2 separate regions of the Homo sapiens genome follow, and region 2 is linked to region 1. The links are chromatin loops, found by intact Hi-C in ENCODE. Cell type or tissue: HCT116. All regions are shown on one strand. Links, peaks and the distances in the headings refer to the core of each region. The heading gives the core; the rest is flanking DNA.

What was found. Peaks named below come from ENCODE experiments on the same cell type or tissue, not always from the same donor. Only the 100,000 strongest peaks of a DNase experiment are listed, where the experiment ranks them.
Region 2: it touches region 1 in a loop (14-fold over the local background); 10 of 110 quality-filtered maps call a loop at or near these places.

What each region holds. Positions count from the first base shown.
Region 1 is chrX:78,023,028-78,038,082 of GRCh38, reverse strand. It overlaps ATP7A (ATPase copper transporting alpha), which reads right to left. Exons shown (of 23, transcript NM_000052.7): 15 at 8,639-8,833; 16 at 6,501-6,683; 17 at 4,262-4,478. Among named protein-coding and RNA genes, the nearest start is that of PGAM4, 61 kb to the right of the region's middle. In HCT116, for the core only: a CTCF peak has its summit at 8,212; no DNase peak of the experiment used is centred there.
Region 2 is chrX:76,546,943-76,563,638 of GRCh38, reverse strand. No RefSeq gene overlaps it. Among named protein-coding and RNA genes, the nearest start is that of MAGEE1, 130 kb to the right of the region's middle. In HCT116, for the core only: a CTCF peak has its summit at 7,641 (motif pointing left); a DNase peak (open chromatin) is centred at 7,638.

The sequences.
Region 1 (15,055 bases), core at 3,407-11,406:
AGAACATCTCTCCAACCCAACAATTCTCCCCGCCCACTCCTGCACAACTTTTCTCTGCTGTACATTGTCCTATCTTAAAAAAAAAAAAAAAAAAAAAAAAAACCTTTCTTGATCTCACCCACCTCTCTAGCTACCACATTTATCTGCTTCTGTACATAGCAAAACTTTCCAAAAGTATCTCTATTGGCTGTCTCCAATTCATATCTTCCCATGTTCTTGTGAACCTACCCCATTTATTGGGGTAGTCAAAAGCTTTATGCTTTTGACTCTAATACTCCAGTGAATTATTACAGCCAGTGACCTTTACTTTAATAATCCTAATAGTTAATTCTCATTCCTCATCTTACTTGTCCTATTAGCAGAATTTAACACAGCTGTTCACTCCCTCCTGGAAATACGTTCTTCATTTGGCTTCTAGGATACCACATTCTTAGGGGTTACCTCCTAATTGGCCACTTCTTGGCCTTCTTTGCCCATCCCTCCTCATCTCCCTAACTTCTTAATTTATAGTGCTGCAGGATTCAGTACTTAACTCTCTCTTTCCCTTTATCTACTCTCACTCCTTGGGGTTCTTATCCAGTCTCATGGCTTTAAATACCATCTATACCACTGCAGTCCAAGAGAACTTTCTGTGATATTAGAAATGTTCTATATCTGCTATGTTTAATACAATAGCCACTAACACACAGATGTGGCTATTGAGCACTGAAATGTGGCTAGTATGACTGAAAGATGAATTTTAAATTAAATTAAATGTAAATTAACTAATTTAAAGAGTCACATATAATTAGTGGCTATTTTCCTAGACACCACAGATCTATAAGCAGAGGACTCCCAAATCCATCTCTCTGATTCAGTCTGTTTCCTGGAATTCCAAACTTATGTAGCCAACTGCTTACTTCATATTTCCATTTATATGATATCACCACTTGGGATATCTCTAATAGGTACTCAAACTTAACATGTACAAAACTGAACTCCTGATCTTTTTCCCAATACCGTCCCTCCTGTGGGATCCCCCATCTTATTTAAATGATAACTCCATCCTTCTAACTGCTTAGGCCACAAACCTTGGCATAATTCTTGACTCCTGTTTGTCTCATACGCCATATATATCCAACCCATGAGAAAAATCTGTGACTCTCCTTTTAAGACACATCTAGAATTCTATCATTTCTTACAACCTCTGCTATACTGGTCCAAGCTACCATTATGTTTCACCTCGATTATGACAATGTCCACCAACTCATCTCCCTGCTTCTGCCCTTGCCCCGAATCCCCGCAAGATTCTCTCCTGCCTCAGCCTCCCGAGTAGCTGGGATTACAGGTGCCTGCTACCACGCCCGACTAATTTCTGTATTTTTAGTAGACACAGGGTTTCACCATGTTGGCCAGGCTGGTCTCGAACTCCTGACCTGAAGTGATCCACCCGCCTCAGCCTCCCAAAGTGCTGGGATTACAGGCGTGAGTCACCGCGCCCGGTTTACTTTTAAAATGTTAAGTCAGATTTTGTCCCTCCTCTACTCAAAACTGTCATATTGGTTTTGTCCTTACATATCTAGTCCCAAACCACCTCTCTGACCTTGTCTTATACCCCTTGCCCATCCATTTACTCTGCGCTTGCCACACTGTTCTCCTTGCCATTCCTCAAACAAGTCAAGCACACTCCTGACTAAAGGCTTTGGTACTTACTATTTCTCCTGCCTAGAACGTGTTTGCCACAGAAATCCACATAGCTTTTTCTCTCATCCCCTCAGATCTTCGTTCAAACACTACCTTCTCAGTGAGGCCTACCCTGATCACCCTATATGAAACAGAACCCACTACTCCCAGCACCCCTATGCCCCTTGCCCCACTTAATTTTCCTCCACAGCACTATCTCCATTGGAATTATTGTATTTTCTTATTTGCTCACTCTCTTGTGTTCTTCCACCAAGAATGTAAGCTCCATGAAATAAGAACTTAGTTTATCTTGTTTACTGCCGATTCTTTAGTGCCTTGAACAGTGCATGACACACAGTAGGTGCTCAATAAAAGCTGTCAAATGAATTTCCTATTTGTCACTGTGCTTGATACTAGAAGTTCATAGACAAATAATAAAGAAGTCACAGACTAGTAGAAACAGGCAGGTAAATATATAATTATCATACACTGTCCTAGTACAGTAACAGAGATTAAGTACAGTTATGATTCAGGAAGAAGAGCAAATACCTCTGTCAATATATGTCAGTCAATGAGGGTGTCACTGAAGAGAGAGATATAAGCTGGGTCTTGAAAGATAAGCGTAAGTTCACGAGATAGATGCCATTTGTGAACAAGAACATTACATAGAGAAAATGGTAAATGAAATGATCTAATAAGGAAATGACACACCGTAAGGAAGAACTGTAAGTAGTTAGGTAGGGATGGAACATGGAGTACATATGCGGTAGTGGAAAAAGAAGATGAGTGATGCAGGGAGGCAGGAGACATATCATGGGGAACAGATCTAAAACAAAGTCCAGAGAGACTGGACTTTGTCCCATAGGAGAGAGAGACCCATTAAAGCTGGGATCCTTAACAGAGACCCGTGGATGGGTTTCAGGATACATGTGCATCTCTTGAAACAAAAATTTTCTGAGGGGTGGGCCCATAGCTTTCATCATATTCCTCCAAAGGTCTATGGCTCAAAAACAGCTTATAAAACACTGTAATAAAAGGTACTGGTTAGAGAGTGACACGACTAGATTTCCATGTTAGCAAAATCACTCAGGCACAAATCGGGAGGGAGGTGTTGGAACACTTAGGTGGGTAGATCATGTTTTGGGGGCAGATAGATAGATCGGCATGGAGCCAAGGAAACAGGACTTAGCTAAAGATATGGATTTTAGAGCGGTAGTGGAAGTCTGTGGGTGGTAGACTAAGTGATGAGCATGAATAAGATTGTACAGAGAGAGTATGTATTATAAAATGAGAAAAAGACAAAGAACAAAACCCTGACGACATACGACATTTGAAAGCAAGAGAAATGAGGAACCAAAGGACAATTAAAAGGAACAGCCAGGGGTGCAGTGGCTCACACCTGTAATCCCAGCACTTTGAGAGGCTGAGGTGGGTGGATCACTTGAGGTCAGGAGTTTGAGACCATCCTGGCTAACATGGTGAAACCCCATCTCTACTAAAAATACAAAAAATTAGCCAGGCATGGCTGCGCACACCTGTAATCCCAGCTTCCTGGGGGCTGAGGCAGGAGAATTGCTTGAACCCAGGAGGCAGAGGTTGCAGTGAGCTGAGATTGCACCACTGCACTCCAGCCTGGGTGACAGAGCAAGACTCCTTCTCAAAAAAAAAAAAAAAGGAACAGCCAGGGAGGTGAGAGGAGAATCTAGACAAAGCAGGGTCATGGAATCATCCTTTAGGAAGGAAGGGATGGTCAACATTGTCAAATATCTTAATGAGGTCTTGCAGGATGAGGACTGAAAAGTGACCACTGGAGAGAGCAGTGAGGTCAATGGTCATCAGTTAACTTAGAAAGAACGGATTCAGTAGTATGGATGGGGGAGAAGCCAGACTGCAATGAACTGAGGCATGACTGTGGAGTAAGTGAATTCAACAAACCTAGATTACCATTTCTAGAACTTGGATATAAAAGAAAAAGACAGAATCTATATGGGAATATAGATGGGAAAGGACAAAATCTAGATGGGAATATAGTGATTTTGATGGAAGAAATGTTTATATGTTTAAGAAAAGAAGCTAAAACAGAAAGAGATGAAAAATAAAGCAGCAAGGGGACCTAACAGAAAGAGGGAGGTCCCTGATGAATCAAGAGAGGGTGGGATCTAGATGAAGGGATTCATTAGGCAAGATGAAGGATACTGCTTTCCCTGAAAAAAGGAATGATTCTGGGCAAAAATATGTAAGAACACATGCCCAAGAACCATAATTTTCTATATAAAAAATAAGATAATTTGCAGAGGGACAAAGGAGAGAGTCACAGGATCTTGTGAAAGATAGAAAAGGTTTGGAGTAGTTGTAGTGACAAAAGAATGATCATGGATGATCAGCTAAGGCTAGACCTCATCACCCTATGGTGGTGTCAATGACCACAGTTGGGAAATATTCTTGACTAATTTAAATGATCAGAAGGCATAGGGTATTGACTTGAGGAAATGAAATTATGATGCCAATTTTTGTTTCTTCTATAACAGTTCAGGGTTATAAAGTTAGCCATCTGTTCATAACTGCCCCATAATTGGTACTACAAAGAAAATTAGCTTACTTGAGATCTGGGCATCAATAATCATGGAAGACGAAGTTGATGACTGTTCATTACTGGCATCAATTTGAACCAGGGATGCATTTTTAATATTATTGTCCTCTATATTCCAGTTATTCTTATGTAGCAAGCCTTCAATATTGGTGACTTTACAGCTAATACCACAGCCTGGCACAACCTGGAAATCTATGCAGGTACCCAAGGTTTCAGTGTCCAGCTCCTAACAAACAGAAACAAAAGGATTTCCTCTACTGTTCTGATAATGCAAGGTCATTCATTAGCAAGATAAAAACCCCTAGTTAATTCTAAATGTTTATAATAAAATTGTCACATATTGCCTACTTGACAGTGGATTTTGATAAGGACAAAGGAATAGAGCATCAAACATAACATTCAAAGTTACAGAAGAGCCTCAAAGTCTTTGTTTTGACCAGGCACAGTGGCTCATGCCTGTAATCCCAGCTGAAGAAGCCGGCTGGGAAGCCGAGGTGGGCAGAGGGACCAGGCTGGCCAAAATGGTGAAACCCTGTCTCTACTAAAAGTGCAAAAAAATTTAGCCAGGTGTGGTGGTGCACACCTGTAATCTCAGCTACTAGGGAGGCTGAGGTAGGAGAATCACTTGAACTCAGGAGACGGAAGTTGCAGTGAGTTGAGATTGCGCTATTGCACTCCAGCCTGGGTGACAGAGTGAGACTCTGTCTCAAAAACAATAATAAAAAAAAATCTTTGTTTTAATCCCACTCTCTAAAATTTATAGAAAACATGGAAAGCTTATCAGTATTCTCTGCTCTTTCCAGTAGATAATTACAAATTAAATTTTTAACTCCATAGTCAAGTCAGGTTTTCTACTCAGTACAGGGCAAAGAGTAACAAAGTATAGGGCCTTTAGTTACCGGAGGCTCTCCATCTGCTCTATAGTCTACATCTTTAGCAAGCCGAAAAGTTCTGGGGGCCCTCATTGTTTCCTAGCTTTTTATAGCTTCATCCTCTCTGCTGTTTGATTTGGGTGTAAGGAAGCCAGGTCAGTAATAGGTAATAGGTAAAAGAGAAAGAACAAATAAATAAATGGCAACACCAATGGTAGAAACTGCCACGTTTTAAGTGTAAAATTAATGTGAGACAATTCATAAAGAACTCATGCAAATGAATAAGAAAAAGACAAACAACTCTGTGGAAAAATAGGTCATAGATACAAACAGGTTAGAGGAAAAGAAATTCAAATGGTCAATACATATATAAAAAGATGCTCAACCTTATTCATAATTAAGGAAATGCAAAGCAAACCATCAAGTAAATATTTTTTCACCTATTAAATTGAGAAAATAAAAATAAAGCGTTGGTAAGAATGTGGGGAAATGAGCACTCATAACTTTTGGTGCAGGTATAAATTGGTATAACCCCTCATGTATATTGGTAATATTCATCATATGGGTATTGGTAGCATTCATCAAAATTTAACTGCATGCATCCTTTGACTTAGCAATTGCATTGATAGGCATTTAATGTAGAGACAGACTTGCAAAAACTGATAAGGATGTTGAGTATATACTGCAAAAGTCAAAAAAAAACAAACACTCACACTATAGAGTATAATACAGCCATTAAAAACAATGAGGCAGATCTGCATTTCCTGACAGGAAAATTCACTTAATAAAATAAAAAAGCAAGGTAACAAAGATTGATCATTGTATGACCTTTCTGTATAAAGTTTAAAAGATGATAAATACGTATATGTGGCTATATGCATTAAAAACGGTTAACAGATGCACACCTTTATGACTATACTAAAATTATTGAATTGTACACTTTAAAAAGGTGAACTTTATAGTATATGAATTATATCTCAATAAAGCTGTCATTTTAAAAGACTGTTAATAGGTTAACAGTTGTTAAACTTTGGAGAGAGGAATTATGGAAGGGGGCAGGGAATGAGGTTTACAATTTTCATTATGTAATTCTCTGAACTATCTGAATTGTCCTACCACAAATATGTATAACTTCTATTTTAATTTTTTATGTCAACAGGAGTTATCTGTGTGATAGGATTATAGTTCATTTGTTTTCATCTGTATACTTGTCTGTATGAAGAAATAAGTTACATACAATTAAATGAGAAAATACAAGTCTTTTTAGCCTCATACCAACTATATATGCAAATCACAGTCAAACACCAGACTAGATTTGATCCGGGGAATTCCTACAGGAGATGACTACACTAATAAACAAGAGGAAAAAAATGTACCTGTTTGCAATATTTGGTTATGGCTGTTCCTAGAGGGTGTTCACTGTTACTTTCAGCAGTTCCCACAATGGCCAAGATTTTATGGTGTGATATTCTGTTACTTTCAGTTAGAACCTTTACTTGATTCACCACTGGGGTTCCGTGAGTAATGGTTCCAGTCTTATCAAATACCACTACCTTTACCTGTAAAAAAATTAAGATACAATGACTTGATGATCCTCCACATCACCTTTCCAGAAATAAGAAAAAGGTCTGTTTTGACAAAGAGATGACTATTTAGTTTCTTAGTAAACTGACCTTTGACTTAATTTGACTTAAAAAACTGATGGTCTTCGGGAAAATAAAAGAAGAAATACTCTTAGTTATACACAACAGCTCTCCTCTGCCAATGCTGAACTGTTTGTTCATGCTAAATAACTGTGAATATATGTTAAACAACTAGAGCTAATTTTTAAGGGTTGACTGTTAATAGGTAATTAAGAGACGCCTCTAGTGCCTCAAGGTAAAAAAGAAAGGCTTTCAATATAATGAATTATAGATCTGATGAGGAAATCTAAGCAGTAGGGAAATGATTATAAGAATAAAGGTAAATGGCCAGGTGCGGTGGCTCAAGCCTATAATCCCAGCACTTTCAGAGACTGAGGTGTATGGATCACCTGAGGTCAGGAGATCGAGACCAGCCTGGCCAACATGGTGAAACCCCGTCTCTACTAATAATAAAAAGTTAGCTGGGCATGGTGGTGCATGCCTGTAATCCCAGCTACTCGGGAGGCTGAGGCAGGAGAATCGCTGGAACTTGGTGGGTGGAGGTTGCAGTGAGCCGAGATCGCACCACTGCACTCCAGCCTGGGCCATAGAGCGAGACTTCATCTCAAAAAAAAAAAAAAAGAAAGAAAGAAAGAAAAGAAAAATAAACCAACAAAGTATGATTCTGGACAGGGGAAAAATAGCTATAAAGCACATTATTGAGACAACTGAGGAAACTGGAACATGGACTACAGATCAGATAACAACATATCAATATTAATTTATTGATTTTGATAGTTGTACTACAGTTTACATAAGAGAATGTCCTTATTCTTAGGAAAAGAGCCCAACGACTGCAGTAAAGGGCATATAGGAGTTCTTTGTACTAGTCTTGCAACATTTTTTTTTTTTTTTGAGATGGAGTCTTGCTCAGTCGCCCAAGCTGGAGTGCAGTGGCGCGATCCCAGCTCACTGCAACCCCTGCCCTCCGGGCTCAAGCGATTCTCCTGCCTCAGTCTCCTGAGTAGTTGGGATTACAGGTGTGCCAACTCGCCCAGCTAATTTTTGTATTTTTAGTAGAGACGGGGTTTCACCATGTTGGTCAGGCTGGTCTCAAACTCCTGACCTCGTGGTCCGCCTGCCTCAGCCTCCCAAAGTGCTGGGATTACAGGCGTGAGCCACTGTGCCAGGCTAGTCTTGCGACTTTTAAGTTTGAAATTATATCAAAGTTTAAAATGTCTATAAAAATTACTAGCCTGTATTCTCTGGCGAGGTGAGTTTCCAGATTTGTTCTAAGATATGTTCTATGTTTACTATATACCTCTGTACATAGCTTACATCCTCATAATAAGAACATACTAGTAGAAACATGGTTTTAGTTGAAGTCAAGTAGCTTTGAGATGATTATGGAAATCCTAATATGAGATCAGAGATAGGATTATATTCCTAAAGTCATAGCTGCAAACTGTCGGCTGGTGGCAGCAAAGGCAAAGAAACGGCACTGCAATTGAAGGTCCCAGTGAAGAAAACAAGTCACACACAAATAGGTTAGAAGGCTGCTGGAGTTTGGCAAATTTTCCTGGGCAAACACCTATTCTGTCTTTCTGCCACAAAGACTAGTCTAGTCTGAGCTAGGATAGGAGTCCAGGTTTTCCACATTAGGGTCTGCTCTAATAAATAGGCCTGGAGTAGTTTTAGGAATCTTAGGTAACAAAGGCCAATCTGAAGCAGAACCAAAATAACACCTTTCCTACCTCAAATCTCTGGATAGTCCTAGAAGCAGCTCAGCTCATGGACCACAGAGAAATAATTTAGGAGTATGTGTTTCTCACATGTGAGGGGTGCTATTGATAGTTTGGTGGTACAGGTTTTAGTTCTGGGGACTGTCTTACCTTATGAGCCATCTCCAATGGCTCTCCACCTTTTATTAGTATGCCATTTTGAGCACCTACTCCTGTACCCACCATCACAGCAGTTGGAGTGGCCAGTCCCAGTGAACAGGGACATGCAATACACAGAACTGTGATAGAGGCTTGGAAAGCAAATCGTATTATCGTTTCTGTTCGGGAGATACTTCTATTGTAGCCCTTTAGAAGAAAGGCATAAATTTTGGTTATTGATTTAGAGCTGTACAAAACAAAAGACACAAAACTTAACACTATTTAAATAAAACCACAATTTAAAAAGTGACATATCCTACCTAGCTACCTACATATATTTTTTAGTTACAGGTAAGAAAACACTTTCTTTCTTTTATGAATATAAGAAATTGGGACATACTGAGATTCCAGAATTACAAACTATGGACTGAATATAAGTGCTCCATATTGAGAATGAATGTTTTTATTAGAAATTTTCAGAAATAGCTGCAAATGTGAGACATAATTTTCAAAAAATTTGATACTGAATAAACAGAATTCTCAATCTCTGTAGAGTAAAACCATAATTCTGCCTTTCACACTATTCTTGAAAGACAATGAAAAAGAATCACATGGCATGCAAAGGGACCTTAGTCATATTTCAACAAAATCCTTTTGGACATAACAATGTGAACCAAGTATATCTGCTAATTAAGCTCTTAGTGACGTTCAGTGTTTGCTCATGTGGGAAAAATATAATTGGTAGTTTTAGAAGAAATCTAAGACATCCTGAACTCATGAGAAAAATTCCTGAAGGAAACACATTCCAAGCTACTTGCTGGTCTGTGCACGGGCTCACATCTGTAATCCCAGTACTTTTGGAGGCTAAGGCAGGAGGATCATTTGAGGCCAGGAGTTTGAGACCACCCTGGGCAACATGGTAAGACCTCATCTCTACAAAAAAAATTTGTGAAAAATTAGCCAGGTATGGCCGGGCACAGTGGCTCACGCCTGTAATCCCAGCACTTTGGGAGGCCAAGGCAGGTGGATCACCTGAGGTCAGGAGTCCGAGACCTGCCTGGCCAACATGGTGAAACCCCGTCTCTATTAAAAATGCAAAAATTAGCTGGGCATGGTGGCACATGCCTGTAATCCCAGCTACTTGGGAGGCTGAGGCACAAGAATTGCTTGAACCTGGAAGGCAGAGGTTGCAGTGAGCCGAGATCATGCCATTGCACTCCAGCCTGGGTGACAAGAGCGAAACTCGGTCTCAAAAAAAAAAAAAAAATTAGCCAGGGATGGTGGTGCATGCCTGCAGTTGCAGCTACTCGGGAGGCTAAGGTAAGAGAATCGCTTAAGCCCAGAAGTTTGAGGCTGCAGTGAGCCATGATTGCACCACTGCATTCCTGCCTGGGCAACAGAGCGAGACCCTGTCTCAAAAATAAATAAATAAATAAATAAATAAATAAATAAATAAATAAATACCAAAAAAACTTCCCAACAATCCTTTTGTTCAGTGTGTACTAAACAGACATGAATCACTTAAAGAAACTTTTTAATATTACAGTAGTGGGCTGGACACAGTGGCTCATGTCTGTAATCCCATATAATAATATCATATATTGAATAGGGTGTCCTTTCCCCATTGCTTGTTTTGGTCAACTTTGTTGAAGATCAGTTGGTTGTAGGTGTGTGGTTTTATTTCTGGGTTCTCTATTTTGTTCAATTGATCTACATGTCTATTTTTGTATCAATACCATGCTTTTGATTACTATAGCCTTGCAGTATAATTTGAAGTCAGGTAATGTGATGCCTCTAGTTTTATTCTTTTTGCTTAGGATGGCTTTGGCTATTTAGGTTCTTTTTCCATATGAATTTTAGGATTGCTTTTTTAATTCTGTGACAGAGGACATTAGTTTTATAGGAATTGTGTTGAATCTATAGATTGCTTTGGACAGTATGGTAGTTTTAATATTAATGCTTCCAATCCATGGGCATGGAATGTTTTTCCATTTGTTTGTGTCTTCTTCAGTTTCTTTCATCAGTGTTTTATGCTTCTCTCTGTAGAGATCTTTCACCTCCTTGGTTAAATGTATTCCTAGGTATGTTTTGTGTGTGATTATTGTAAATGGGATTGAGTTCTTGATTTAGTTCTCGAGTTGGACGTTGCTGGTGTATAGAAATGCTAATAATTTTTGCATGTTGATTTTATACCCTGAAACTTTACTGAAGTAGTTTATCTGGTCTGGGAGTCTTTTGGAGAAATCTTTATGGTTTTCTAGGTATAGAATCATGTCATCAGGAACAGAGATTTTTTTTTTTTTTTTGAGACGGAGTTTTGTTCTTGTTGCCCAGGCGGCAGTTCAATGGCGTGATCTAGGCTCAGTGAAACCTACACCTCCTGGGTTCGAGCAATTCTCTTCCCTCAGTCTCGCAAGTAGCTGGGATTACAGGTGCGTGCCACCATGCCTGGCTAATTTTTGTATTTTTTAGTAGAGATAGGGTTTCACCATGTTGGCCAGGCTGGTCTTGAACTCCCAACCTCAGGGGATCCACCCGCCTCGGCCTCCCAAAGTGCTGGGATTACAGGCATGAGCCACCGCGCCCGGCCGAAATGCATTAACTTCATTGTTTACCCAAAAGTTATTCAGGAGTTGGTTGTTTAGTCTCCCTGTACTTGTGTGGCTTTTAGAGTTCCTCTTGGTATTGATTTCTAATTTTATTCCACTGGAGTCTAGGAAGACGCTTGATCTGATCTAGTTGTTTTTTAATTTATTGAGACTTGCTTTATGATCAAGCCGATGATCAATGTTAGGGAATGTACCATGTTCATATGAGAAGAATATATACTCTGTGGTTATTGAGTGGAGTATTCCGTAGATATCTATTAGGGCCATTTGGTTGAGAATCCAATTTAAGTGCAGAGTTTCTTTGCTAATTTTTGTCCTTGATGATCTCTCTAGTGCTGTCAGTGGGGTACTGAAGTCCTCCACTATTATTGTATGGCAGTCTACCTCTTTTTGTAGGTCTAGCAGTATTTGTTTTATAAATCTGGATGCTCCAATGTTGGGTGCATATGTATTTAAGATAGTTAAATCTTCTTGTTGAATTGAGATCTTTATCATTTTGTAGTGCCCTTCTTTGCCTTTTTTTAAAACTATTGTTGATTTAAACTCTGTTTTATGTAATACAAGAATAGCAACCCCTGCTCTTTGTTTTCCATTTGCATGATAGATCTTTCTCCATCCCTTCACCTTCAACCTATGAGTTATTACCTTTGAGATGGGTCTCTTGATGACAGCAAAAGGATGGATCTTGTTTTTTTATTCCAATTTGCCACTCTATGTCTTTTAAGTGGAGTATTTAGGCCATTTACATTCAAGTTTAATATTGATATATGAGTTTTTGTTCCTTATGGTAGTGTTTGCTAGTTTCTTTGTAGTCTCAATTGTGTAATTGCTTTATAGGGTCTGTGAGCTTTGTATTTATATATGTTTTTGTGGTAGCAAGTATCATTCTTTTGTTTCCATGTTCAGAACTTCTCTGAACATTTCTTATAGCTCTGGTCTGGTGGTGATGAATTTCCTTACTGTTTGCTTGTCTGAGGAAGACTTTGTTTCTACTTCATGTATGAAGCTTAATTTGGCAGGATATGAAATTCCTGGTTGCCAGTTTTTTTTTTCTTTAGGGAAACTAAAAATAGGCTCTCAATCACTTCCAGCTTGTAACATTTCCACTGAGAAGTCTGCTGTTAGCCTGATGGGTTTTGCTCTGTAGGTAATTTGGCCCTTTTCTGTAGCTGCCTTTAAGATATTTTTCTTTTGCATTGACTTTGGATATTCTAATGCCTGTGTGCCCTGAGGATGGTCATCTTGTATAGTGTCTTGCAGGAGTTCTCTGGATTTGAAATTTCTTTACTGAATTTTTCAGTTCCAGCAGTTCCATTTGTTTTTTTTCTTAATATGGCTACCTCGTCTTGCATATCCTGAATCGTTTTTCTGGTTTCTTTACATTGGATTCCAACTTTCATTTGGATCTCATTGAGGTTTCCTTGCAATCCATATTTTAAATTACTTATCTGTCTGCTTAGGATCCGTTGCTAGAGAGCTATTACAATCGTTTGGCGGTGTGAAAACACTTTTTGTACTGCTAGAGTTCTTGCACTGATTCTTTCCCATCCAAGGGAACTTTTGCTTCCTGTTTTTGAATTTGCTATCATTTCCAAGGGACGTTTTCTTTCCTTCTTTTTTTTCCCTTGGGTGCTTTACTGTGGTGCATGTTGTGTGTGATCATTTAGCTTTGTTTTTGGTGCTTTCAGGGGTCCAAGGTGCTGTACAGATTACTTGGTTGTGGATAGCTTCTATGCCATAGCTTTCTCAGATGCTGCTTTTTGTAGTGAGGTATTAGCCATTAGAGCTAACAATCTCCTATAGGGTTTAGGGTGCAGAGGTCCCTGTGGACTTATCTTAAGGGCTAGAACTAAGCCCTTCTGTTAGCAGATTTTAAATTTTATGATGCAGTTCAGGATACACACCAGTAGATGGCACTCAAGAGTAAGAGACAGCAGGTAGGTTGGTGCCAGGTAGAAGCACCTGCCCTGATGCAGGGGTGGTGGGAAGAGATTATATTAGGGTGCACTCGCACTCCTGATCCTGTGCCAGCAAGAACATGATCAGCTTCTCTTTTGTGCCCTTGTTATAGGGCTCCTGACCTTCATTTCATAAGGACTTTGTCCTTTGGTTCCCATGAGTATGCCCCTCTGATAGCTACCACTAAAATGGGTTTGGGTTAGTCTTTTCCCCCAGACCAAAGCAGGCAACTCAGTGATTTGTCTGTCCCTCCTTGCTGGGACAGTGCCACTCTGTCGGGAGAGGGAGTTGAGCCTCGCCCTTGGAAAAAACCCAAGCGGCACGTGACTCACTTGCAGTAGGGGTGGAGCCACCATGAAAAGCATGAAATATGCTTTGTCCAAGTGTGCGCTAGCTGGCCCCTGGTGGGAAATAGCACTGCTGCATCCGCAGCACTGTAGGTGTGGGGGAAGGGTGTGGCAGGAGATGATCTTCTCTCCATGTCTAACCCTAATCCTATCTACCATACTGTCCAAAGCAATCTATAGATTCAACACAATTCCTATAAAACTACTAATGTTCTCTGTCACAGAATTTAAAAAGCAATCCTAAATTTCATATGGAAAAAGAACCTAAATAGCCGAAGCAATCCTAAGCAAAAAGAATAAAACTAGAGGCATCACATTACCCGACTTCAAATTATACTAAAAGACTATAGTAATCAAAACAGCGTGGTATTGATACAAAAATAGACACGTAGATCAACTGAACAAAATAGAGAACCCAGAAATAAAGCCCACACCTACAACCAACTGGTCTTCAACAAAGTTGACAAAAACAAACAATGGGGAAAGGACACCCTATTCAATATATGGTGCTGGGAAAACTAGCTAGCCATATGCAGAAGAATGAAACTGGACTCATATCTCTCACCATATAAAAAAATTAACTCAGGATAGATTGAAGACTTAGATGTAAAACCTCAAACTATAAAAACCCCAAGAAAACCTGGGAAAAACTCTTCTAGACATTATCCTAGGGAAAGAATTTATGACTAAGACCTCAAAAACAATTGCAACAAAACCAAAAATTAATAAAGGAGATTTAATTAAACGAAAGAGCTTCTGCACAACAAAAGAAACAATCAACAGAATAAACACAGAACCTACAGAATGGGAGAAAATATTTGCAAAGTATGCATCCAACAAAGGACTAATATCTAGACTCTATATGAAACTTAAATCAACAAGGATAAAACAACCCTATTTAAAAGTGGGCAAAGGGCATAAATAGACACCTCTCAAAAGAAGACATACAAGTGATAAAAAAAAACACATGAAAAAATACTCAACATCACTAATCATCAGGGAAATGCAACTTAAAACCACAATGAAATACCCCTTCACACCAGTCAGAATGGCTATAATTAAAAAAATCAAAAAATAACAGATGTTGGCAACGATGCAGAGAAAAGGGAACACTTATATACTGTTGGTGGGAATGTAAATCAGTTCAACCTCTACGGAAAACAGTCTGGAGATTTCTCCAAGAACTTAAAATATAACTACCATTTAACCCAGCAATCCCACTACTGGATATCTACCCAAAGGATTTTCTTATATTTATTTTAAATTGTTTTATCAAAAGACAACTGCATGTGTGTGTTTATCACAGCACTCTTCACAATAGCAAAGACATGGAGTCACCCAGGTGCCCATCAATGGTGGACTGGATAAAGGAAATGTAGTACATATACACCATGGAATACTATGCAGCCATAAAAAAAGAAATCATGTCCTTTGAGTAGCATAGGTGAAGCTGGAGGCCATTATCCTAAGTGAGTTAACGTAGGGACAGAAAATCAAATACTACATGTTCTCAC
Region 2 (16,696 bases), core at 4,112-12,111, 1.5 Mb after region 1:
TGTCTTGTGCCAGTTTTCAAAGGGAATGCTTCCAGTTTTTGCCCATTCAGTATGATATTGGCTGTGGATTTGTCATAAATAGCTCTTATTAGTTTGAGATACATCCCATCAATACCTAATTAATTGGGAGTCTTTAGCATGAAGTGCTGTTAAATGTTGTCAAAGGCCTTTTCTGCATGTATTGAGATAAGCATGTGGTTTTTGTCTTTGGTTCTGTTTATAGGCTGAATTACATTTATTGATTTGCAAATGTTGAACCAGCCTTGCATCCCAGGGATGAAGCCCACTTGATCATGCTGGATACGCTTTTTGATGTGCTGCTGGATTCGGTTTGCCAGTGTTTTATTGAGGATTTTTGCCTCGATGTTCATCAGGGATATTGGTCTAAAATTCTCTTTTTTTGCTGTGTCTCTGCCAGGCTTTGGTATCAAGATGATGCTGGCCTCATAAAATGAGTTAGGGAGGATTCCCTCTTTTCCTATTGATTGGAATAGTTTCAGAAGGAATGGTACCAGCTCCACCTTGTACCTCTGGTAGAATTCAGCTGTGAATCCATCTGCTCCCAGACTTTTTTTGGTTGATAGGCTACTAATTGTTGCCTCAATTTCAGAGCCTGTTATTGGTCTATTCAGGGATTCAACTTCTTCCTGGTTTAGTCTTGGGAGGGTGTATGTGTCGAGTAATTTATCCATTTCTTCTAGATTTTCTAGTTTATTTTTGTAGAGGTGTTTATAGTATTCTCTGATGGTAGTTTGTATTTCTGTGGGATTGGTGGTGATGTTCCCTTTATGATTTTTTTTACATCTATTTGATTCTTCTCTCTTTTCTTCTTTATTAATCTTACTAGCAGTCTATCAATTTTGTTGATCTTTTAAAAAAACTAGCTCCTGGATTCATTGATTTTTTGAAGGGTTTTTTGTGTCTCTATCTCCTTCAGTTTTGCACTGATATTAGTTATTTCTTGCCTTCTGCTAGCTTTTGAATGTGTTTGCTCTTGCTTCTCTAGTTCTTTTAATTGTGATGTTAGGGTGTCAATTTTAGATCTTTCCTGCTTTCACTTGTGGGCATTTAGTGCTATAAATATCCATCTACACACTGCTTTGAATGTGTCCCAGAGATTCTGGTACCTTGTGTCTTTGTTCTCATTGGTTTCAAAAAACATCTTTATTTCTGCTTTCATTTCGTTACATACGCAGTAGTCAATCAGGAACAGTTTGTTCAGTTCCATGTAGTTGAGCTGTTTTGAGTGAGTTTCTTAATCCTGAGTTCTAATTTGATTGCACTGTGGTCTGAGGGACAGTTTCTTATAATTTCTATTCTTTTACATTTGCTGAGGAGTGCTTTACTTCCAACTATGTGGTCAGTTTTGGAATAAGTGTGTTGTGGTGCTGAGAAGAATGTATATTCTGTTGATTTGAGGTGGAGAGTTCTGTAGATGTCTATTAGGTCCACTTGTTGCAGAGCTGAGTTCAATTCCTGGATATCCTTGTTAACTTTCTGTCTCATTGATCTGTCTAATGTTGACAGTGGGGTGTTTAAGTCTTCTATTATTATTGTGTGGGAATCTAAGTCTCTTTGTATGTCTCTAAGACTTGCTTTATGAATCTGGGTGCTCCTGTATTGGATGCATATACATTTAACACAGTTAGCTTTTCTTGTTGAATTGATTCCTTTACCATTATGTAACGGTCTTCTTTGTCTGTTTTGATCTTTGTTTATTTTGAACTTTAAAGTCTGTTTTATTATAGACCAGGATTGCAACCCCTGCCTTTTTTTGTTTTCCATTTGCTTGGTAGATCTTCCTCCATCCCTTTATTTTGAGCCTATGTGTGTCCCTGCACGTGAGATGGGTCTCTTGAATACAGCACACTTATGGGTCTTGACTCTTTATCCAATTTGCCAGTCTGTGTCTTTTAATTGGAGAATTTAGCCCATTTACATTTAAGGTTAATATTGTTATGTGTGAATTTGATCCTGTCATTATGATGTTGGCTGGTTATTTTGCTAATTAGTTGATGCAGTTTTTTCCTAACATCAATGGTCTTTATGATTTGGTATGTTTTTGCAGTGGCTGGTACTGGTTGTTCCTTTCCATGTTTAGTGCTTCCTTCAGGAGCTCCTGTAGGGCAGGCCTGGTGGTGACAAAATCTCTCAGCATTTGCTTGTCTGTAAAGGATTTTATTTCTCCTTCACTTATGAAGCTTAGTTTGGCTGGATATGAAATACTGGATTGAAAATTCTTTTCTTTAAGAAAGTTGAATATTCACCCCCACTCTCTTCTGGCCTGTAGAGTTTCTGCCAAGAGATCCGCTGTTAGTCTGATGGGCTTCCCTTTGTGGGTAACCCGACCTTCCTCTCTGGCTGCCCTTAACATTTTTTCCTTCATTTCAACTTTGGTGAATCTGACAATTACGTATCTTATAGTTGCTCTTATTGAGGAGTATCTTTGTGGTGTTCTCTGTATTTCCTGAATTTGAATGTTGGCCTGCCTTGCTAGGTTGGGGAAGTTCTCCTGGATAATATCCTGCAGAGTGTTTTCCAACTTGGTTCCATTCTTCCTGTCACTTTCAGGTACACCAATCAGACATAGATTTGGTCTTTTCACATAGTCCCATATTTCTTGGAGGCTTTGTTCATTTCTTTTTATTCTTTTTTTCTGTAAACTTCTCTTCTCACTTCATTTCATTCATTTTATCTTCAATCACTGATACCTTTTCTTCCAGTTGATCGAATCAGTTACTGAAGCTTGTGCATTCATCACATAGTTCTCATGCCATGGTTTTCAGCTCCATCTAGTCATTTGAGGACTTCTCTACTCTGGTTATTCTAGTTAGCCAATTGTCTAATCTTTTTTCAAGGTTTTTAGCTTCTTTGTGCTTGGATTTGAACTTCATCCTTTATCTCGGAGAAGTGTGATCATCTGAAGCCTTCTCTCAACTTGTCAAAGTGATTCTCTGTCCAGCATTTTTCCATTGCTGATGAGGAGCTGTGTTCCTTTTGAGGGGAGAGGCACTCTGATTTTTAGAATTTTCAGCTTTTCTGCTCTGTTTTTTCTCCATATTTGTGGTTTTATCTACATTTGGTCTTTGATTATGGTGACATACAGATGGGATTTTGGTGTGGATGTCCTTTCTGTTTGTTAGTTTTCCTTCTAACAGTCAGGACCCTCAGCTGCAGGTCTGTTGCTGTTTGCTGGAGGTCCACTCCAGACACTGTTTGCCTCAGTATCAGTAGTGGAGGCTGCAGAACAGCAAATATTGCTGAACAGCAAATGTTGCTGCCTGATCGTTCCTCTGCAAGCTTCATCTCAGAGGGGTACTGGGCCATGTGAGGTGTCTGTCTGCCCCTACTGCAGGATGCCTCCCAGTTAGGCTACTTGGGGTTCAGGGACCCACTTGAGGAGGCAGTCTGTCCGTTCTCAGATCTCAAACTCCGTGCTGGGAGTACCAATACTCTCTTCAAAGCTATCAGACAGGCAGATTTAAGTCTGCAGAGGTTTCTGCTGCCTTTTGTTCAGCTATGCCCTGCCCGCAGAGGTGGAGTCTAGAGAGGCAGGCAGGCCTCCTTGAGCTGCGGTGGGCTCCACCCAGTTCAAGCTTCCCAGTGGCTTTGTTTACCTACTCAAGCCTCAGCAATGGCATGCACACCTCCCCCAACCTCACTGCCACCTTGCCGTTCGATCTCAGACTGCTGTGCTAGCTATGAGTGAGGCTCCGTGGGCATGGGACCCTCCAAGCCAGGCACGGGATATAATCTCCTGGTGTGCCGTTTGCTAAGACTGTTGGAAAAGTGCAGTATTAAGGTTGGAGTGACCCAATTTTCCAGGTGCCATCTGTCACACCTTCCCTTGGCTAGGAAATGGAACTCCCTGACCCCTTGCACTTCCTGGGTGAGGTGATGCCTCACCCTGCTTTGGCTTATGCTCATTGGGTTGCACCCACTGTCCTGCACCCACTGTCCAACAAACCTCAGTGAGATGAACCTGGTACCTCAATTGGAAATGCAGAAATCACCCATCTTCTGTGTCACTCCTGCTGGGAGCTGTAGACTGGAGCTGTTCCTATTCGGCCATCTTGGAACCTCCTCCTATATTGGGATTTATCTCTGAGATGCAAGGAATGTGCAACATACAAAAATTGTCAATGTCGAGGGTTGTTGAACATAATGGTGGAGTAAAAGGCTGCGCTGAATGTCCTCACTGCAAAGAAACAAATTTGACAACTATCTACACACACACACACACACACACACACAACCTTCATAAAAACTAAGTTATTAGGTGAGCTTTCGTAGTACTAAGTTTTAACTTCATATCAATGAAAGAGGTACTAAAGAGGTAGCAAAACAGTCTTGAATTGCAAATGCCACATCTCCCTCAAACCCCAGCAGCAGTGGCATGGTGTAGAAAGGACTTCTGGACACTTTAGGAGAGAGAGATCAGCAATTTTGATGTGTTTAACTCAGTGCTGTGCTGTTAGAGCAAAAATGAAAACAGGATCAAACTCAGCTGACACCCACCCACAGAAGGAGCATATAAACAAGCCCTAACTAGAAAGAAATTACCAGATCCAGTGGTTAGAGCTTGAGTTTCGGAAAGCCTCACCACCGAGGGATAAAATACTCTGGGTCTCTAAGAAACCTGAAAGGCAGTCTAGACCATAGTTACTTCAACTCTTAGGTGAGCCCCATGGTTGAACTGAGCCCAGATACAGTGAACAAGGAGAGGGGTTACACAACCTAGTGGGGCACCAGCTGTGGCAGCTAAGAAAGTGATGGAAGTACCCTTTCCCTAGCCCCAGACGGCATAGCTTGTGGCTTCAAAAGAGATCTCTTCTTTTCACTTGAGGAGAGGAGAGGGAAGAGTGGGGGAGGACTTTGTCTTACATCTTGGATACAATCAGCCACAGCACAATAGTGCACTGGTCAGAGTTGTGAGGTTCTAGGCCCTAGTTCTTGGATTACATTTCTAGACAAATTGTGGCCCAGAGGGAAACCCAAAATCTTGAAGGAAAAACCCCATTTCTGGAAGCATTCATCACTTGCTAACTGAGGAGAACTTGGACCCTGAAAAACTAACAGCAATACATGGGCACTTCATTGAGGACCTTAAGTGAGCCTCTTAGACTTGCTGGTTTTAAGTGAGACTTAGTAGATTCTTAGTTGCTGTGACCATAGGGTAAAACTCTTTCTAATTGAGAAAAGTAGAGAAAAAAGTAAAGGGAACTTTGTCTTACAACTTAGGTACCAGCTTGGCTACAGGGGGTAGAGCACCACGTGGGCTCTTGGGGTATCTGATTCCAGGATTTGGATCTTGTCTGGCATTTCTGGACCTGCCCTGGGCCAGAGGGGAACACATTGCCCTGAAAACTGAATCCCAGGAAAAGCAGCCTTCATCACAAGCTGATATCAAAAGCCCTTGGGGCTTAAGAAAACATTGGCCATTGTCTGGCAGCTCTCCACATGGCCTGTGGTGGTGGTAGCTAAGAAGTGAAGCTTCTCTGCCTTTGGTAAACAGAGGAAAGAATGGGAAGAATTGCATCTTGTGTTTTGAGTGCCAGCTCAGGTTAAGTAAAACAGATCATCAGATAGGACTCTAATATTTTTCACTGTAGACCCTGACTACCAGAGAGCATCTCTGGACCAACTAAAGAAATGGGGGAACTCACTGCCCTGAAGGAAAAGACATAGGCCTGGTTGGCCTTGGCACCTACTGATTGTAGAGGCCCAGGACCTTGAGCAAACATAGAGAGTAGTCAGCAAGTGTTAACAGCATGCCTTGGTCAAGACACAGTGCTGTGCTGGCTTAAGGTCCAACTCAAAATTGTCATAGTGGTGGCGGCCACAGGGATGCTTATGTCATTTTACTCCCAGCTTAAAGTGGTTCAGAACTGAGAGAAAGACTACATTTTGGGGGGAGAAAATAAGGGAAGAGAACAAATATCTCTGCCTGGTAATCCAAATAATTCTCCTGGAACTTGTCCCAAATCATCATGATGGTACCTCTATGAGTCTGTATAACCACAATGTTACTGGACTTGGGTTACTCCCTAAAGCAGATACAGCTTAGATCACAATATTGTAGTCCTTTTGAATATCTGAAAAGTCATCTGAAAAAGGACAGATACAAACAATCCCATGCCATAAACACTATTATAAATACCTAACTCTTCAGTGGCCAGGCACCAAAGAACATCTACTAGCAGCATTGATACAGGAGATAGAAAGACATTATTTAGGCAGATAGTGAGGGCAAATGAGTATTCAGCAGAACTTCCCTTCTAGCTAAAAGCAGCTCAGAAAAATTTTTTTTTTCTAACAACAAAGAACAGCCTGAAAGATCGAGCTGCAAACATATATAAGAAAGCTGGAAGTTTACATGAGGAAATGCTGGCAGCTGTGCCATTAGAAAAGGGCTACCTGGAGGCCAGGCATGTCCACCATGGAAGTTTCACCTTCCTTTTTTTTGTTAGCACATGTACAATAAGAAGGAAATGGGAAACATGGAGAAGCTCAGGCAGAGAACCCAATTGCATAATAAAATATTGGCGTGAGGACTGCCAGAGATTCCCACCCTATGCAGATGGCACATCTGATTATGACCAGTTTTTCACACCCTGTGTAGATAAGACACCACCACCCCACTGGCTCATCTATAAAACAGCCTGCATTTAACAGTGGATCAGCAGCTCATTTTTCCAGGACCCCTCTCTGTAGTAGATAGCTATTATCTTCATTTTGTCTATTAAATTTCTGTTCTTAACCTCACTCTTTGTGTGTTTGCATCCTTGATCTTGTGGCCGTGAGACAATGAACCTCAGAAAAGAGATGAAATCCCCTCTGGGCCATGGTTTGTCTATAAATGTCACCCCAAATAATTAGGCAACTTCCTTGTGGGGGATTGCCAAGGACCCAATTTAGGTTCATTGAAAGAGTGAATATAGGAGCCGGGCCCAACTCTCTACTTTTACTTCCAGGGTCTCCTCTCCTCAATTTTAAAATCAAGCAAAAAATGAAAACAAAAAGCAAAAAACAAAAAAACAGGTATCAGTCAGCCACCTAGATGTGGTTAGTGCAGCTGTTGGTCTAAAGAAATAGATGGCAGGCTTGCTGGGGAGAACATAGCTTATTCCCCAGAACCCTCAGGGTGCTGTGAATGTTGGCTTTGTTTTGAACCAGTTTTCCTTCACAGAGAGCCTAGCCATTGCATAGGTCTGGAAGAGGTCTAGAGGCAAATGACAGTTTCTGGCCGGGGCCACACCCCAGTGTTAAGTGAAGGCTTCTGGACCAACTCGAGCTCCTCACAGCTCATTGGGCTTTGGCAACAGGATCTCCAAGCTTCACAATAAGATCTCTGAGCTTTTACTACTGCAATTTCCTTCTTTTATTTCAGTGACTGTGTCTCCTATCCCCTCTCTGTATGCAATGCTGTGGGAATTTTTACAGTTCAGAGAAATAATTCTGTTATACAGGATCAACAAATGCCATAGTAACTTGGAACACAGCTCAAGTGATTGACGTTTTTGTGATTTTCTAGGAAAAGAGTGCCCCCACATCCCCAGGAACATTTCTTTCTCTCTCTCTTTTGTCTAGAGAGCACATGGATACAAAGCTACTGCCTGGTATTTTAAGGTCTACAGCGCCACCTCGTGGAATATGAATCCTGTCCATGAGGGATCTTGTCAGTGCTGAAAACCTCTAGTTTCCCAATTCTCCCTTTTTATGCCCCTCTACTAGAGATCAGGCTTTATGCCTCTTCTGTGAATTGGGAAACTCAACAACGAGAAGAAAATTGTCCTCCATAACCACATTTATCCTCAATACTGTCTACATCTTCAGGAAAACAGCCATTTGGTCCCTAAGTTCTTTTAAGACAACTATTCTTCATCCAATTAAAATGGTACTCACATAGTAAGGTGATTTTATGTCTGGAAATTAACCAGACATAAATTTCCCTTACTAAATAAATCCAGGACATAATAGCAGAATATAGAGCTCAACTCAATAATTTTCCTCCATTAAGGGGTCTTGCCCAGATGTAATTGTTATGTAGTCTTTCTCAAAATCTACCTCTCAGGGAGCCATGCAGATCACACAAGTCTAGGAAATCGAAGGGAAATCACCAGTGGAGGACTAGAGTTGAATGGGGAAGCATGACTAATCCTACCTCCCAGCTCTTCCAGATTCATACTTGCGGGTCATCCCTGCATCCATTGTGGCACCTTTAATAGATGCTGGGGCCCAAGGAACCAAAGAGGAAAATCAACAGGGGAGATGCTCCCACTGTCTTTCCCTCCACCCTGGGCTATTCCAAAGTGAAGAAGGAGCAGAGGGTTGCCTCTCTATTTTTCTAGATGAGTAACAGACAATCTTTGGCCTGCACTTCTCTCAAGTGTGTTCTGAAGCACTGAAACTCCTTTGAACCCAAGACTTTGAAGACAAAGCAGCTTATTTCCTTTTGCACAAGGACGTGGCCTTCTTATCAACTTGGGGCTGAATAGACCTGTTCCAGTGAGAGAAGCCTTGATTTTAATACTATCCAACAATTAGATCTTTTCTGTAGACAGGACAGCAAATCATCCAAGGTCCCCTATGTAGAGGCTTTATTTGTCCTGTGAGACAACCCAGACCTTTGCAAGCTTACACAATTGACCCAACTCTTTTAGAAGTCATAGCAGGAAGGCCCAAATGGAATGATTCCCCAAAACTAGAAAAAAAAATTTCAGGGCAACCATCTGAGGAAGCTATCGAGTGCCTTGGCTTTCTTATCCACCTTACTCAGGGTATTCTCCAACTACACCATCAGCTTCTCCAGTTCCATCACCTCCAAAAGTCCCCATTCCCCTAGCTTCACTCTTATCCCTACAGGTAATGCCCAATGAAAGTTATGCCACTAATGGCTGGGCATGATGGCTCATGTCTGTAATCCCAGCACTTTTGAGGCTGAAGCGGGTGGATCACCTGAGGTCAGGAGTTTGAGACCAGCCTGGCCAACATAGTGAAACCCCATCTCTATGAAAAATACAAAAATTAGCTGCGTGTGATGGCAGGCATCTGTAACCCCAGCTACTCGGGAGGCTGAGGTAGGAAAATTGCTTGAACTAGGGAGGCAGAGGTTACAGTGAGCTGAGATTGTGCCACTGCACTCCAGTCTGGGCAACAGAGTGAGACTCCATCTCAAAAATAAAAAACTGAAAAAAAAGAAAGTTATGCCACTAGGGTTCATTATCCTTTCTCATTATAGCACCTTAGGCAAATAAGGGAGGAGACTTGGACTGATTTTCTGATGACCTTGATAGATATATAGATTCCAAAATTTAACTCAGGTGTTTGACTTCACATGGAGAGATGTTATGCTGCTCCTAAGCCAATCCCTAACCACTGATGAAAAACAGGCAGCCCTGCAGGCAGCAGAGAAGTTCAGAGATGAGCAATATGTCTCCTATAGCAGGTCAAAAAGGAAAAGAGGAGATAGGAAAGGTGAAAAAATATGGGAACCATCATCCCCAGTAGGAAGAGAGGCAGTATCTCTTGATAATCCTGATTGAAATCTCAATGACTCAATAGTTGAATAAAAAAATAAACACTTTTTAAGGTGCATATTATAGGGCTTATGAAGAACTAGGGGCAAACTTTTTAATTACTTTAAACTGTCTATGATAGAACAAAAGCCAGTTGAGAATCCCTCAGCCATTATAAAAAGGCTCAGAGAGGCACTAATGAAACACACCTCTTTATCTCCTGATTCAGTAAAGTGACAGCTAATATTTAAGAACAAGTTTATTACACAGCCAGCTCCTGATATTAGAAGGAAACTGCATAAACAGTCTATACAACCAGATAGCATCTTGGAAAATCTCTTGAGGGTGACCACCTCAGTCTTTTATAATAGGGACCAGGAGGAGGCCCAAGAAAAGGAGAGGAAACACAAGTGAGGGACAGACACTCTATGGTTGCTTTGCAGGCTAGCAAAGTCCAGGATCCCCAAGGTGCATCTGCTAATTGCTACTGGTGTGGCAACTCAGGACACTTTAAAAAGTAGTGCCTAGGAAGCAAGAAGAAGCCACTTTGACCCTGTCCAGCCTGTGGTGGGGACGAGTGGAGATTAGACTGCCTGCAGAGATGGAGGTCACTGTGTCCAGAACCAGTCTCATAGATGGTCCAGAAAGACTGATGGGTCCCAGGGCTCAAACCCCTAGCTCCAATGGCTCAAACTGCCATTAATGCTAAGGACGCCCAGGTCTCTGGAAATTGAAGAAAAGAGGGTGGAACCCCTTCTAGATACATGAGCAAATCTCTCTCTTCTCTCCAATCCAGGCCCCCCATCTTTCCATAGCATGACTCTGATGGGTGTCTCAGGAGAAATTTTAACACAATATTTTTCTCAACACCTTAGTCATAGTTGGGGGGACCATGCCTTCTTAATCATGCCTGAAAGTTCCACTCCCTTATGAAGTAGAGACATTTTAGCTTGCATGGGGGCCAGCATCTTTATGGCCCCAGGACAAACTCTTTGTCTCCCCCAGTGGAAGCTAATATTAATCCAGAAGTGTGGGCAACCCAAGGAAGAATAAGTTGAGCTGTAAACACTAGGCCAGTCCAAATCCATCATAAGGATCCCACTTCTTTTAATAACCAGAGACAATATTTCCTAATGTCAGAGGCTAGAAAGGGGCTAGAAACCATTGTGAAAAACCTGAAAATGCAGAGTCATCTTAAATCCTGTAGCAGCTTCTGCAACACAACAATATTAGAAGTGCAAAACCCAATGGGGAATGGAGACTAGTTCAGGACCTTTGTCTCATTAATGAGACCATTCTTCTGGTGGTTCTTAATTCCTATACCTTGCTGACTCAAATACCTGAGGGAAGAAAGTGGTTCACAGTCCTAGATCTAAAGGATGCCCTTTTCAGTATACCATTATATCCTCATTCTCAATACCCATTTGTTTTGAAGATCCCTCTGGCCAAACTGCCCAGACAACATGAACAACTGCCTCAGGGATTTCCAGATAGTCCTCACTTGTTTGGACAGGAACTGTCAAATAATCTCTCTGAGTTTTCCCATCCTCAGGTCAGGGGTTTACAATATGTAGATGACATTCTGTTCTGTCATCTGTTCTGTTCAGTTCCCTAACTGAAGAAGCTTCTCAGGAAGGCACTGAAGTTCCTAATTTCTTAAATAACAGAGGATATGAGGTTTCAAAATCCAAGGCCCAGCTTTGCCAAACCTCAGTGTTTGGGTTTAGTATTGTCTGAAAGAACCAGAGCATTGGGGAAATAAAAGACTAAACCCATTTTCTCTTTCCCCTTTCCTAAAACCATCAAGCAACTGAGAGAATTTTGGGGCATTACAGGGTTTTGCAGACTATGGATACCTGAGTATGGTTAGATACCTTGCCCCTTATATCACCTCATGAAAGAAACTCAAGTGGCTAAATCTCAATTCCTAACCTGGAAACCTGAAACTCAAAATGCCTTTAATCAGTTAAAACAAGGCTTACTTAAGGCACTTAAAGCTTACTCAAGCACTCAGCTTTCCTGTAGGGAGGACCTTCAATCTTTATGCATCTGAAAGGAAGCGAATGGCCCTGGGAGTTTTAACTCAAGCCCGAGAACCAGATCAACAGCAAGTGTAAGGCCGAGTAAGTTACTACCTGAGTAAGAAACTTGATCTGGTGGCTAAAGATGGCTCGCATGCCACTGAGCAGTTGCAACAGTGGCCCTACTGGTACCAGAGGCCACCAAATTAACCCTGGGAAATGGCTTAACTGTTTATACTCCACATAATGTAGCAGAATTACTGCCCTCTAGGAGAAGCCTTTGGGAAACAGACAGCCAGCTCCTTAAATATCAGGCTTGGCTTGGCACAGTGGCTCATGCCTGTAATCTCAGCACTTTGGGAGGCTGAGGTTGATGGATCACAAGGTCAGGAGTTCAAGACCAGTCTGGCCAAGATGGTGAAACCCTGTCTCTACCAAAAAAAAAAAAAAAAAGAAAGAAAGAGAAGAAAATTAGCCAGACATGGTGGTGGGCACCTGCAATTCTAGCTACTTGAGAGGCTCAGGCAGAGAACTGCTTGAACCCAGGAGATGGAGGTTGCAGTGAGCTGAGATCATGCCACTGCACTCCAGCCTGGGTGACAGAGCGAGACTCCATCTCAAATATATATATATGTGTGTGTGTGTGTGTGTGTGTGTGTGTATATATATATGTATGTGTGTGTATATATATATATATGACTGTGCTGTTAGAGGGATCTACAATCCAATTAAAAACTTGCTCTCACTGAAACCCAGAAAATTTCCTCCCCAAGAAAACTAGGAACCCTGAACATGACTGTGAATAAATTGTAGTACAGACATATGCAGCCAGGGAAGATCTCAGGGAAACTTCCCTAGAAAATCTAGACTGAACCCTCTTCATGGATGGGAGCTCCTTTGTGGAGCAGGGAGTCCATAAAGTGGGATATGCAGTAGGCACTCTAAATAATTTTATTGAAAGTGCACCACGCTTTTCAGGCACAAGTGCTGAACTAGCTGAACTGGTAGCTCTTACAACTAAACTTAAAATAAGTACAGGAAAGGTAGCTAACATTTACAGTGACTCCAAGTATTCTTTCTTAGTTCATGCTCATGCTGCCATTTGGAAGGAAAGACACTTTCTTACCACTAATGGATTCCCTATAAAATACCATCAGGAAATTAACAGGCTAGTATCCTCAATTTTCCTTCCATGAGAGGTAGCCGTGATGCATTGTAAAGGACATCAGCTGGTGGCGGGCAAAATGGTAGAATAGGAAAAACTCCAGTCTGTGCCTCCCAGTGAGATCAAGGCAGAAGGTGGGTGATTACTGCATTTCCAACTGAGATAGCTGGCTAGACAGTGGGTGCAGCAAACTGAGGGTGAGATGAAGCAGGGTGGGGCATCACCTCACCTGGGAAGTGCAAGGGGTGGAGAAACTCTCTGCCCTAGCCAAGGGAAGCCCTGAGGGACTGTGCTGTGAGGAATGGTGCACTCCGGCCCTGATACTATGCTTTTCCCATGGTCTTTACAACCCTCAGACCAGGAGATTCCCTTGGGTGCGTATGCCACCAGGACCCTGGGTTTTAAGCACAAAACTGGGTAAACATTTGGGCAGACATCCAGCTAGTTGCAGGAGTTATTTTTCATACCCCAGTGGCGACTGAAACACCAGCCTAGAAAGGGGGCTGAAGCCAGGGAGCCAAGTGATATTGCTCAGCAGATCCCACACACACAGAGCCCAGAAAGCTAAGATCCACTGGCTTGAAATTCTTGATGCCAGCACAGGTGTCTGAAGTCAAACTGGGATGCTCAAGCTTGGTGGAGACAGAAGAGTCTGCCATTACTGAGGCTTCAGTAGGTGGTTTTCCCCTCACAGTGTAAACAAAGCTGCCAGGAAGTTCAAACAGGGTGAAGCCCGCTGCAGCTCGGCAGAGAGGCTGTAGCCAGACTGCCTCTCTAGATCCCTCCTCTCTGGGCAGGGTATATCTGAAAGAAAGGCAGCTGCCCCAGTTAGGTGCTTATAGATAAAACTCCCAACTCCCTGGGAAGGAGCACCTGGGGGAACGGGAGGCTGAGGGTACAGCTTCAGTAGACTTAAACATTCCTGCCTGCTGGCTCTGAAGAGAGCAGTGGATCTCCCAGCATAGCGCTTGAGCTCTGGTAAGAGACAGACTGCCTCCTCAAATGGGTACCTGGCCCACGTGCCTCCTGATTGGGTGACACCTCCCTGCAGGGGTCGACAGACACCTCATACAGAAGAGCTCCTGCTGACATTTCGCAGGTGCCCCTCTGGGATGAAACTTCCAGAGAAAGCAACAGGCAGCAATATTTGCTCTTCTGCAGCCTCTGCTGGTGATACCCAGGCAAACAAGGTCTGGAGTGGACCTCCAGCAAACTCCAGCAGACCTGCAGCAGAGACACCTGACTGTTAGAAGGAAAACTAACAAACAGAAAGAAATAGAGTCAACATCAAAAAAAAAAAAAAAAAAAAAAAAAGGACAGCCACACAGAAACCCCATCCAAAGGTCATCAACATCAAAGACCAAAAGTAGATAAATCCAGTTCTTTTAATTGTGATGTTAGGGTGTCAATTTTGGATCTTTCCTGCTTTCTCTTGTGGGTTTTTAGTGCTATAAATTTCCCTCTACACACTGCTTTGAATGCGTCCCAGAGATTCTGGTATGTTGTGTCTTTGTTCTCGTTGGTTTCAAAGAACATCTTTATTTCTGCCTTCACTTTGTTATGTACCCAGTAGTCATTCAGGAGCAGGTTTCTCAGTTTCCATGTAGTTGAGCGGTTTTGAGTGAGATTCTTAATCCTGAGTTCTAGTTTGATTACACTGTGGTCTGAGAGATAGTTTCTTATAATTTCTGATCTTTTACATTTGCTGAGGTGAGCTTTACTTCCAAGTATGCGGTCAATTTTGGAATAGGTGTGGTGTGGTGCTGAAAAAATGTATATTCTGTTGATTTGGGGTGGAGAGCTCTGTAGATGTCTATTAGGTCCGCTTGGTGCAGAGCTGAGTTCAATTCCTGGGTATCCTTGTTGACTTTCTGTCTCGTTGATCTGTCTAATGTTGACAGTGGGGTGTTAAAGTCTCTCATTATTAATGTGTGGGAGTCTAAGTCTCTTTGTAGGTCACTCAGGACTTGCTTTGTGAATCTGGGTGCTCCTGTATTGGGTGCATATATATTTAGGATAGTTAGCTCTTCTAGTTGAATTGATCACTTTACCATTATGTAATGGCCTTTGTCTCTTTTGATCTTTGTTGGTTTAAAGTCTGTTTTATCAGAGACTAGGATTGCAACCCCTGCCTTTTTTTGTTTTCCATTTGCTTGGTAGATCTTCCTCCATCCTTTTATTTTGAGCCTATGTGTGTCTCTGCACGTGAGATGGGTTTCCTGAATACAGCACACTGAGGGGTCTTGACTCTTTATCCAATTTGCCAGTCTGTGTCTTTTAATTTATGCAGCCAAAAAACACATGAAAAAATGCTCATTATCACTGGCCATCAGAGAAATGCAAATCAAAACCACAATGAGATACCATCTCACACCAGTTAGAATGGCAATCATTAAAAAGTCAGGAAACAACAGGTGCTGGAGAGGATGTGGAGAAATAGGAACACTTTTACACTGTTGTTGGGACTGTAAACTAGTTCAACCATTGTGGAAGTCAGTTTGACGATTCCTCAGGGATCTAGAACTAGAAATACCATTTGACCCAGCCATCCCATTACTGGGTAAATACCCAAAGGACTATAAATCATGCTGCTATAAAGACACATGCACACGTATGTTTATTGCGGCATTATTCACAATAGCAAAGACTTGGAACCAACCCAAATGTCCAACAATGATAGACTGGATTAAGAAAATGTGGCACATATACACCATGGAATACTATGCAGCCATAAAAAATGATGAGTTCATGTCCTTTGTAGGGACATGGATGAAATTGGAAATCATCATTCTCAGTAAACTATCGCAAGAACAAAAAACTAAACACTGCATATTCTCACTTATAGGTGGGAATTGAACAATGAGATCACATGGACACAGGAAGGGGAACATCACACTCTGGGGACTGTTGTGGGTTGAGGCGAGGGGAGAGGGATAGCATTGGGAGATATACCTAATGCTAGATGATGAGTTAGTGGGTGCAGCGCACCAGCATGGCACATGTATACATATGTAACTAACCTGCACAATGTGCACATGTACCCTAAAACTTAAAGTATAATAAAAAAAGAATATGTCTCTTGAAATATTATGAGGCAGCAGCAGGAAGAAAATTTTATCATAGTCTCAATAGTCCTCAAATTTGATAATAAAGTTATTATTTCCTTTCAAAAAAAAATTAGAGAAATCCACGAAGATGAAAAAAAAAAAAACAGTGCAAAAAGTTTGAAAATTCCAAAAACCAGAACAACTCTTCTCCAAAGGATCACAACTCTTTGCCAGCAGGGGAACAAAACTGGACAGAGAATGAGTTTGACAAATTGAAAGAAATAGGCTTCAGAAGGTGAGTAATAACAAACTCCTCCGAGCTCAAGGAGCATGTTCTAACCCAATGCAAGGAAGCTAAAACCTTAATAAAAGGTTACAGGAACTGCTAACTAGAATAAACAGTTCAGAGAAGAGCATAAATGACCTGATGGAGCTGAAAAACACAGCACAAAATATTCATGAGCCATACATAAGAAATGCCGAATTGAACAAGTGAAAGAAAGGATATCAGAGATTTAAGATCAACTTAATGAAATAAAGTGTGAACACAAGATTAGAGAAAGAAGGATAAAAAGAAATGAACAAAGCCTCCAAGAATTATGGGGTTATGTGAAAAGACCAAACCTACGTTTGATTGGTGTACCTGAAAGTGACAGGAAGAATAGAACCAAGTTAGAAGACACTCTTTAGGATATTATCCAAGAGAACTTCCCCAACTTAGGAAGACAGGCCAACATTCAAATTCAGGAAATACAAAGAATGCCACAAAGATACTACTGTAGAAGAGCAAGCCCAAGACACATAATCATCAGATTCACCAAGGTTGAATGAAGGAAAAAATGTTAAGGGCAGCCAGAGAGAAAGGTTGGGTTACCAACAAAGAGAAACTCATCATATTAACAGTGGATCTCTCTGCAGAAACACTGCAAGCCAGAAGAGAGTGGG